2 separate regions of the Homo sapiens genome follow, and region 1 is linked to region 2. The links are chromatin contacts, found by Hi-C in ENCODE. All regions are on one chromosome and are shown on one strand. The core of a region is the stretch at or near the end of the contact, and the rest is flanking DNA. Distances in the headings are between cores, read along the strand shown.

Evidence for each region. A loop is a pair of places that touch in the nucleus more often than their neighbours do. Pooled maps may share reads with other maps.
Region 1: a map of OCI-LY7 shows a loop between it and region 2 (5-fold over the local background). The contact joins the promoter of LINC00882 here to the promoter of IFT57 in region 2. A Hi-C loop is called at or near these places in 6 of 168 maps with a recorded cell type or tissue (OCI-LY7, ascending aorta, endothelial cell of umbilical vein and 3 more) and 22 of 50 pooled maps.

The regions. Positions count from the first base shown.
Region 1 is chr3:107,239,143-107,242,475 of GRCh38, forward strand. LINC00882 (long intergenic non-protein coding RNA 882) reads right to left here and starts at 1,496. Exons shown (of 4, transcript NR_028303.1): 1 at 1,301-1,496. DUBR (DPPA2 upstream binding RNA) reads left to right here and starts at 1,550. Exons shown (of 4, transcript NR_028302.1): 1 at 1,550-1,945.
Region 2 is chr3:108,221,172-108,224,761 of GRCh38, forward strand. IFT57 (intraflagellar transport 57) reads right to left here and starts at 1,253. Exons shown (of 11, transcript NM_018010.4): 1 at 940-1,253. The coding sequence starts at 1,151. LOC124909405 (a long non-coding RNA gene) reads left to right here and starts at 1,434. Exons shown (of 2, transcript XR_007095999.1): 1 at 1,434-1,515; 2 at 1,775-3,313. RefSeq lists an enhancer at 972-1,231 and a silencer at 1,167-1,460.

The DNA.
Region 1 (3,333 bases), core at 246-2,745, 980 kb before region 2:
AGTACCTTCATTTATGTAAGAATCTAGCTGTTATAAGGAAAAGTGGAAGAGATAATCCCACTTACGATACCAACAAAAAAGAGAAATACTCTAAGAATAAACTTAACAAGTGAAAAACCTTTATGATGCTTCCTTGAAAGACACAAAGCTGAAACTTGAGCACGAGAAAAAATAAACCTTGCTTTTCAAAAGGAAAATGCAACATCATAAACTGAAAAGGTATGCAGAAGATTTTTTTTTTGAAAGTACTTTTATGGGGCTATATTCTATAGTTAACATGAAAAAATAACCCAGCATTAAAAAAACACTTAAGAAAACAGCAATGATGCAGTCTAGCCCTACCAGATACTGAAATATAGTCTCTAATAAAAACAGTATATTAGCCCATAAGTAGACAATAAGATCAATGCGGGGAAAAAAGAAAATATATCTTAGACCCAATTACAATGTGGAAATTTACGTATGTGATAAAAATATTGCAAATCGCTGGTCAGGGAGGTGCTTTATAAATTAAATGTTATGACAGCTAAAAAGTCATTTGAAAATAGATAAAATTGGATACATCACCTAGGTAGAATTCCTGCATATATGTTTGTGTGTACATATCTATTACTCGTGAATCTTATAATGAGGAACCAATCTGACATCTCCAAATTGAAGGATATTCTGGAAGACCACCGGGCTAGACTTTTCAAAAATGTCAATACCAGGAGAAACAAACAAAAAAGGCTAGGGAACTGCTCTATATTGAAGGAAGCGAAAGAGACTTGACAACTGCAATATGTGGTTCTTATTGATGCACTATGTGATTCTTGTTAAATCTCGGATTTACATTTTACAAACTACAGGGTAAAGAAGGACATTTTGGGACAATTGAGGAAATTCAAATATGAAATATAGATTATTGTAATATAACAATGTTACATTTCCTAAGTATGATGATGTGCATTGTGATCCTGTGGTCCTCAATTGAGGCAACTTTGTACCTCTCCTTTTTCCCCCAACCCTCACCACTACCCCTCCCCCCCTCAACCCCCCCAACCACACCGTTTGGGTTTGGCAGTGTCTGGAGGCATCGTTGGCTGTCACAACTGGGGGAGGGGGTTGCTACTGGCATCTAATGGGTAGAGGCCAAGGATGCTGCTAAATAGTGATTGTTTAGCACAGGACACCCCCACCCCACCCCGTCACCCCACCTTACGGGTACAGACAGCAAAAACTCATCCTGCCCAAAATGTCCATAGCGCGGGGTTGAGAAACCCTGATGTAGAAAAATCCCTTATTCTTAGGGGATACATACTGAGATATTAGGCTGAATCACATGACATTGTCTCTTGCGTAGGTCAAGTATCGGCAATATTTAAGGACGAAAGGTTATGACGTTCACAACAAACTCTCAAAATAATGAACAAGCCCCTTCCGCCCCGGCTGCCCCGCGACCTAGGGGACCCGAGAAGGGCGCACTCGCACGGGCCGCGGAGGCCAACGCCGAGCCTGCGCGGCGGGAGGCGCTGAGAACTCACTGCGCACGCGCCGGTCGGCTGGCCGCACCCACGCGGCGCAGCTCCCAAAGTTGCAGACAGCCCGGCGAACCGCGCAATGCGCTTCTTCTGCCTGCAGCAGAGAAAAGGAAAGAAAACTCCGCAGGGGCTCCGTTGGCTTCTCCACGAGTGACAACCATGTTTTCCCAGATAGAAGACCGGAGCCCTGCTCCTTTGCGATCCGCCGAGGGCTGCAGAGAGCATCCTCATCCATTTGGGCACCCCTGCCCAGGAAGAGCCCGGCCATCCCTTTCCGGACTGGATCCTTAAGAGGTGAATTTTCTTCCGTGGATTCCGATTTGCTCCGTCTGACCAGCCTAGGCAATCCAGCATCGCGTGGTACCAGTGCCGCTGGGCACACTGGCTTCACGCCGGCTCCGCCTCACCAGCAAGCGCATTCCCAGGTAAAAATTTTAAATACCTTAGAATTCTTCTGCCTAGACCCTCTAATCAAGAAGTTTACCCACTTTTTCTGTAAGGAGCCAGAAAGCAAATACTCTAGAATTTGGGCCTGGAACTGTCTCTGTAGCGTATTCGTCTTTGTTTTGAAAATGTAAAAACCACTCTTAGCTGCTGGCCTTACAAAAATAGAATCATGAGGACTGTGAAGATTAGAGCCTAATCACTAATTCACCCAGCACAGAGGCTAGAGCGCCAGTGAGTCCTCCGCCCCTTCCCAGGCCCGACCATAGTTTTGCAGTTAGGACCCAGGTTTTGTGAGGACTGGGACCCACCCAGGTTTAGTTCACAGTCTCTTGAATCCCTCCCTGCACCTGCACCTCTGCTCCTCCCCCTAGGCCGGTGGCCCTTGGTGAGTTTCTGGCAGTCTCCTAGGCCACCAGGAAACACTCCGACCAACTGCCACGCCCTCCTTTGCTCCAAAATGACAAGCTCTTTTCATCTGGGAGCAAAAGCTGAAGTCCCCACATTTGAACTAAATTAGTTTAGTGTAAAAGTAGTACAAGATTATCTCAGACAATTGTATTTTAATAGTATTTTTTTCTAGTGATAAATGTAATATATGTCTACTATGGTCATTTGGAAAATTCTGAGACGTATAGAGCAGAAAAGAAATTCTCCATAACCCTAACCCACAAAAAATAACTTTTGAAATGCTTGTGTATTTTTTAATTCTTTTTTAATGCATATTATAGGACAACTTACTGAACATTTGGATTTTTAGAAATATTTTTAATAAAACGTGTTGAAGTACAGCATACAAAAAAGTGTACAAATTACAAATACAGTTCAGTAAACTTTCAAAGATTAACACAAACATGTCCGGGCAACCACAACTCAGCTCAAGAAATTAACTAATAGTAGCATTCTTCATCCCCCTGTTAGTTTTGTCTATTCTGACATTTCACATGAAATGAATTACTTGGTAAATATTTTATAGTATTTGGTTTATTTCCCTTTATATTATATTTGAATTCATCCGTGTCGTTGCATGTAACAAGTCTTTTTTACAATTTTATTCTATGCTGTATGAAATTCAGTTATATGAGTATACACAATTTATTCTTTCTACTGTTATTTTTTCTTAATTACAGATTTATTGAGATATAATTCACACACCATACAGTTCATCTACTTAAAGTGTGCAATTCAATGTGTACAATTCATTGCTTTCAGCATATTCGCAGATATGTGCAACCATCACCACAGTCAATTTTAGAAAATTTTCATCACCTGGAAACTTCATACCCTTTAACTATCACTCCCGCAACCCCACTTCCCTATCCTTTCTAGCCCCAAGCAACCACTAATTTTTCTGCTCTATAGATTTCCC
Region 2 (3,590 bases), core at 3-2,502:
GAAGACAGCAGTGGAATGAGATTAAAACTATCAAGGGAAATTATTTGAGCCTGGCTGTAGACATTAAGTACTATAGATTCTTAATACTGATTGCCTTTTATGGAATAAAATATACAAATGTAAGTATTAAAGTGAAAGAAAAGCTATAAAACTGATTTATCTGGCTACTGCTAAGCTACAGTGATTTGAGGAGAAGGTCCTAGCTGACCACTACCCTCAGCAAGTAATGGCATTGCTTTCAGGATATGTTGGACTTTTCCCCCACCGGAACAAGGGTAAAACTTTAGGTTCTATGATAGGGGGACAATTCAATAGTTGTCATTCGTCTTTTCCACTTTTCAGTTTCTGAGAGTATGGTTATTACAAAGGCAGAAGTCTTTTAAACCATAGCAAGTAGTTAACAAGTTTACTAACCGCATTTAAAGTGCTCCTTAACAGGATCCTAAGTACCCACGGTCCCCAGTTGTATGAACAGGGTCTTAAACAACAACAAAAAACCCCAAACTAGAAAAAAAGCCTTAAGTGATAATGGCATTCCTCTCTGGAGGCGAATTTTGGACGGTCTTATAATTTTTCTAGACATTTACTTGTGTTTTTCTGAGTTTTCTTCAATGAGTATTTGTTTCATCTTTACAATCAGAAAATATAGTTTGTGTTTTCTGGTAATGCGTGTGTGTTGGAAAAAAACAGGCAAGCTGTCTTCCGATCCTTTCTGCCGTTCCAAAACTTATTTATTCTCTCTACAAAAATACCAAGTCAGGGCTGCGTGAGCTCCACGGACCTCCCGGGAGTTTGGGGTGAAGTGCCCTTCCCTGGCTAGGAAGACGGAGGCAAGGAATTGCTAACCCGCTCTCACGAAACTGGTTCCCAGCAGGACCAAGGAGGGCATCTCCCTGGGGGCTAGCAGGCACCCGGGCGCTCGGGGACGCCGGCACCCACCTGGACGGGGCCTTCAGGTTGCTCTTCCGGAGGAACTCCTCCTCGTAGCGGAGCAGCTTCAGCTTCTCCACCAAGTCCTCCATCACCACGAACATGTGGTAGGCCGCGCCGGGCCCCCGCTCCAAGACCACTTCCCCGGTCCCTTCGCCACGGGACCTAGGCACCCCATCTTCCAAACCCGACGTCGTGACGACGGCCAGAGCAGCAGTCATCGCAGAACGGACAGAGTCCAGCGTGGGCTCAGGCCCACAGACCTCTGCGGCCTAAGCCGCCAGCCCTGCCGCCGCCAGTACAGCCACGACCGGTTACCAGGCGACCACCGGACAATCCGTCACCAGGGAAACTAGACTCCGCCTCCTTCCCTCCAATCAGGGCGGCTTTCCTGAATGACGTCACCTGTGGCCCTCTTCTTGCCCTGCCTCTGTGGAAATGGTGGTCGGGAAGCAGCCCCGCCCCTCATGGAGGCGTGGCGTTCGCGCCCCACTGCCGGCTGCGTCTTCTCCCTCGCTGAAAGTCTGAAGGGAGCCGGCTTACGTTTCTGCTCCGCTTGCCTAGTGAGTCTTGAGCTGGCTTGAGGTGTGTTGGACCTGGTGGTTGCTAAAAGCAATTAAGCGGGCATCTGGGTCAGCTAGTAGCTGTTAAAAAGATTAAAGGGAGGTGAAGACGTGTAGCACTGAAGGCTGCACTGGCTCACTGATACCTTTATTTTCTCAGAATTGAAAAGTTTTTCATAGTTGTAAAGATAGTCAATACCATAGGTTTCACTTTTACTGCAGGAACTTTCCAACGAGAGGTTTCTCTCGTTCTTTCTTTAATTTTATCTTTCTCTCACTAGGCAATGCTGCACTTAACAGTATATTGTAAAGCTTGAAGTACTGTATTACGTTGCCTGGCTGTTACTCCAGTGCTAGGAAAGTGGTTGGAAGGATGAGGAAGACAATGAACAAAAGGAGGCATTTGGAAGGATTTGTTTTACTTCAAAAACAAGAATACTAAGCTTCCATCCTGCTGCTTAATCTGTTTCAAACCCATTACATGTAGTATAAAGTGTTTGGGTACTTCGTTAAATCCAACAGAATAGAGATGGTCTTAAAAGGAATTTCCCTGCCCTAAAGCTCTAAGGGTGGCTAAAGATAGGGTGTTACTACTGTATTCTGCAGTTATTGACCTAGAAAATTTAAGAAAAGGTACATAACTGACCACAGAAATGGCCCAGCTTTACAGTTTTCAAAAGGCTTCTGTATTAGGCAATTTTCTTAACAGTTGCAAAAAATGAGGTAAGTGGTGGATGCCTGGCAGTTTTTGGGAAGAAAACTTAGTACAAGAGATTGAACATATGTTCATGTTTATAACGTGACTTTTAAGGGCTCTCTGATCTCTTGTATCTGCCACTACAAAATATAGAAGGGCTACATTTTTGGACAACTGAAATTTGAAATGTATCTACAATATCCTGTTTTTATTAGAAAAAATGAGAACACTTTTCATTGTAATCCGTCTACAGCTAACTTGTTTCTGATACTAATAAGGTTATCAAAGTGAAAAGTCAGAAGGGCAAATACCATTTTTTCATTAAAGAAAGGAAGTACATAAAATTACAGACTTATGTAGAGAATAACCTGAAGGGCAGCCCACTGAGAATTGCTTTTTAAATAAATAACATTGCTTGCCTACCACAAGTCATGAGCCAGCTGCTTTTAATAAAGTTGAGTGAGAAAATTGGATTTGATGTTACCCCACTACCAAATTGATCTTTCCTGGTCTTTGCCTTTTTGAAACAGTGATTCTCCCCGATAAGTCCATACCCCAACCACCACCACATGTGCAGCTTGGGGGTGTTATATGTATGTATAACAGTCACAGTAGTGTAAGATAGATGTATGGCTTTATAAGACTGAAAAATGAAAGCTTAGATATGTTTTGGGGTCCTAAGTTAACTAACAAGCAAACTGGGGCTTTTTACATGACTCTGAAAAAGCTCTCAGACTTTGGAAGTAAATTTATTACACTCAGGGAGGGAGATGTTCCTGCCAGGCATGCTGCCTACTTAAGATGTTCTGACATTTTCAGGAAGTTACGTAACACAGTATGAAATAGTCAAACGTTGCTTTTTAGCTGATAAATCCTCCAGCAACGTATGTATTTTAACTTGGGGGAAACAAAACGACTCCCAGGGTCTTAGCCATTTCCTTCCCAGGTAAAATACTGACACAGCCTGGCCTGAAAGCAGTATACAGAATAATTTCCCCCCTTAATTGTGAAGAAGAAAAAAACCCAAAAATATAAAGTATTTCCAGTAATTGTGGCACAAAGAGAACAAAAAAGCTAACTGTTCAATACTGCATGTTTCCCCAATAAAAAGTTTTAGAAAGAACACTGAAATTTCATTGTTTTGTAAAGCCCAGGGATTATTTTTGCTGATTCCTTGTTTACCTGTAATAGTTTGTAACACATCAAAAGATCTTTTCCTTGATAGTTTTCTTCGTGTGTGTGAAAATGCACTCAAATCCTCTTCTAGCTGTTTCAGCCACTTGGAAACTTTGGGGAATACAGTTGTATCAGGTTTTTTTTTGTTGTTTTGGTTTGCAGGACTAGTTTATTTGTTGACTAAGGAGTTAGAGCTTGAAGAGAATGAGCCATGTTCATTCTTC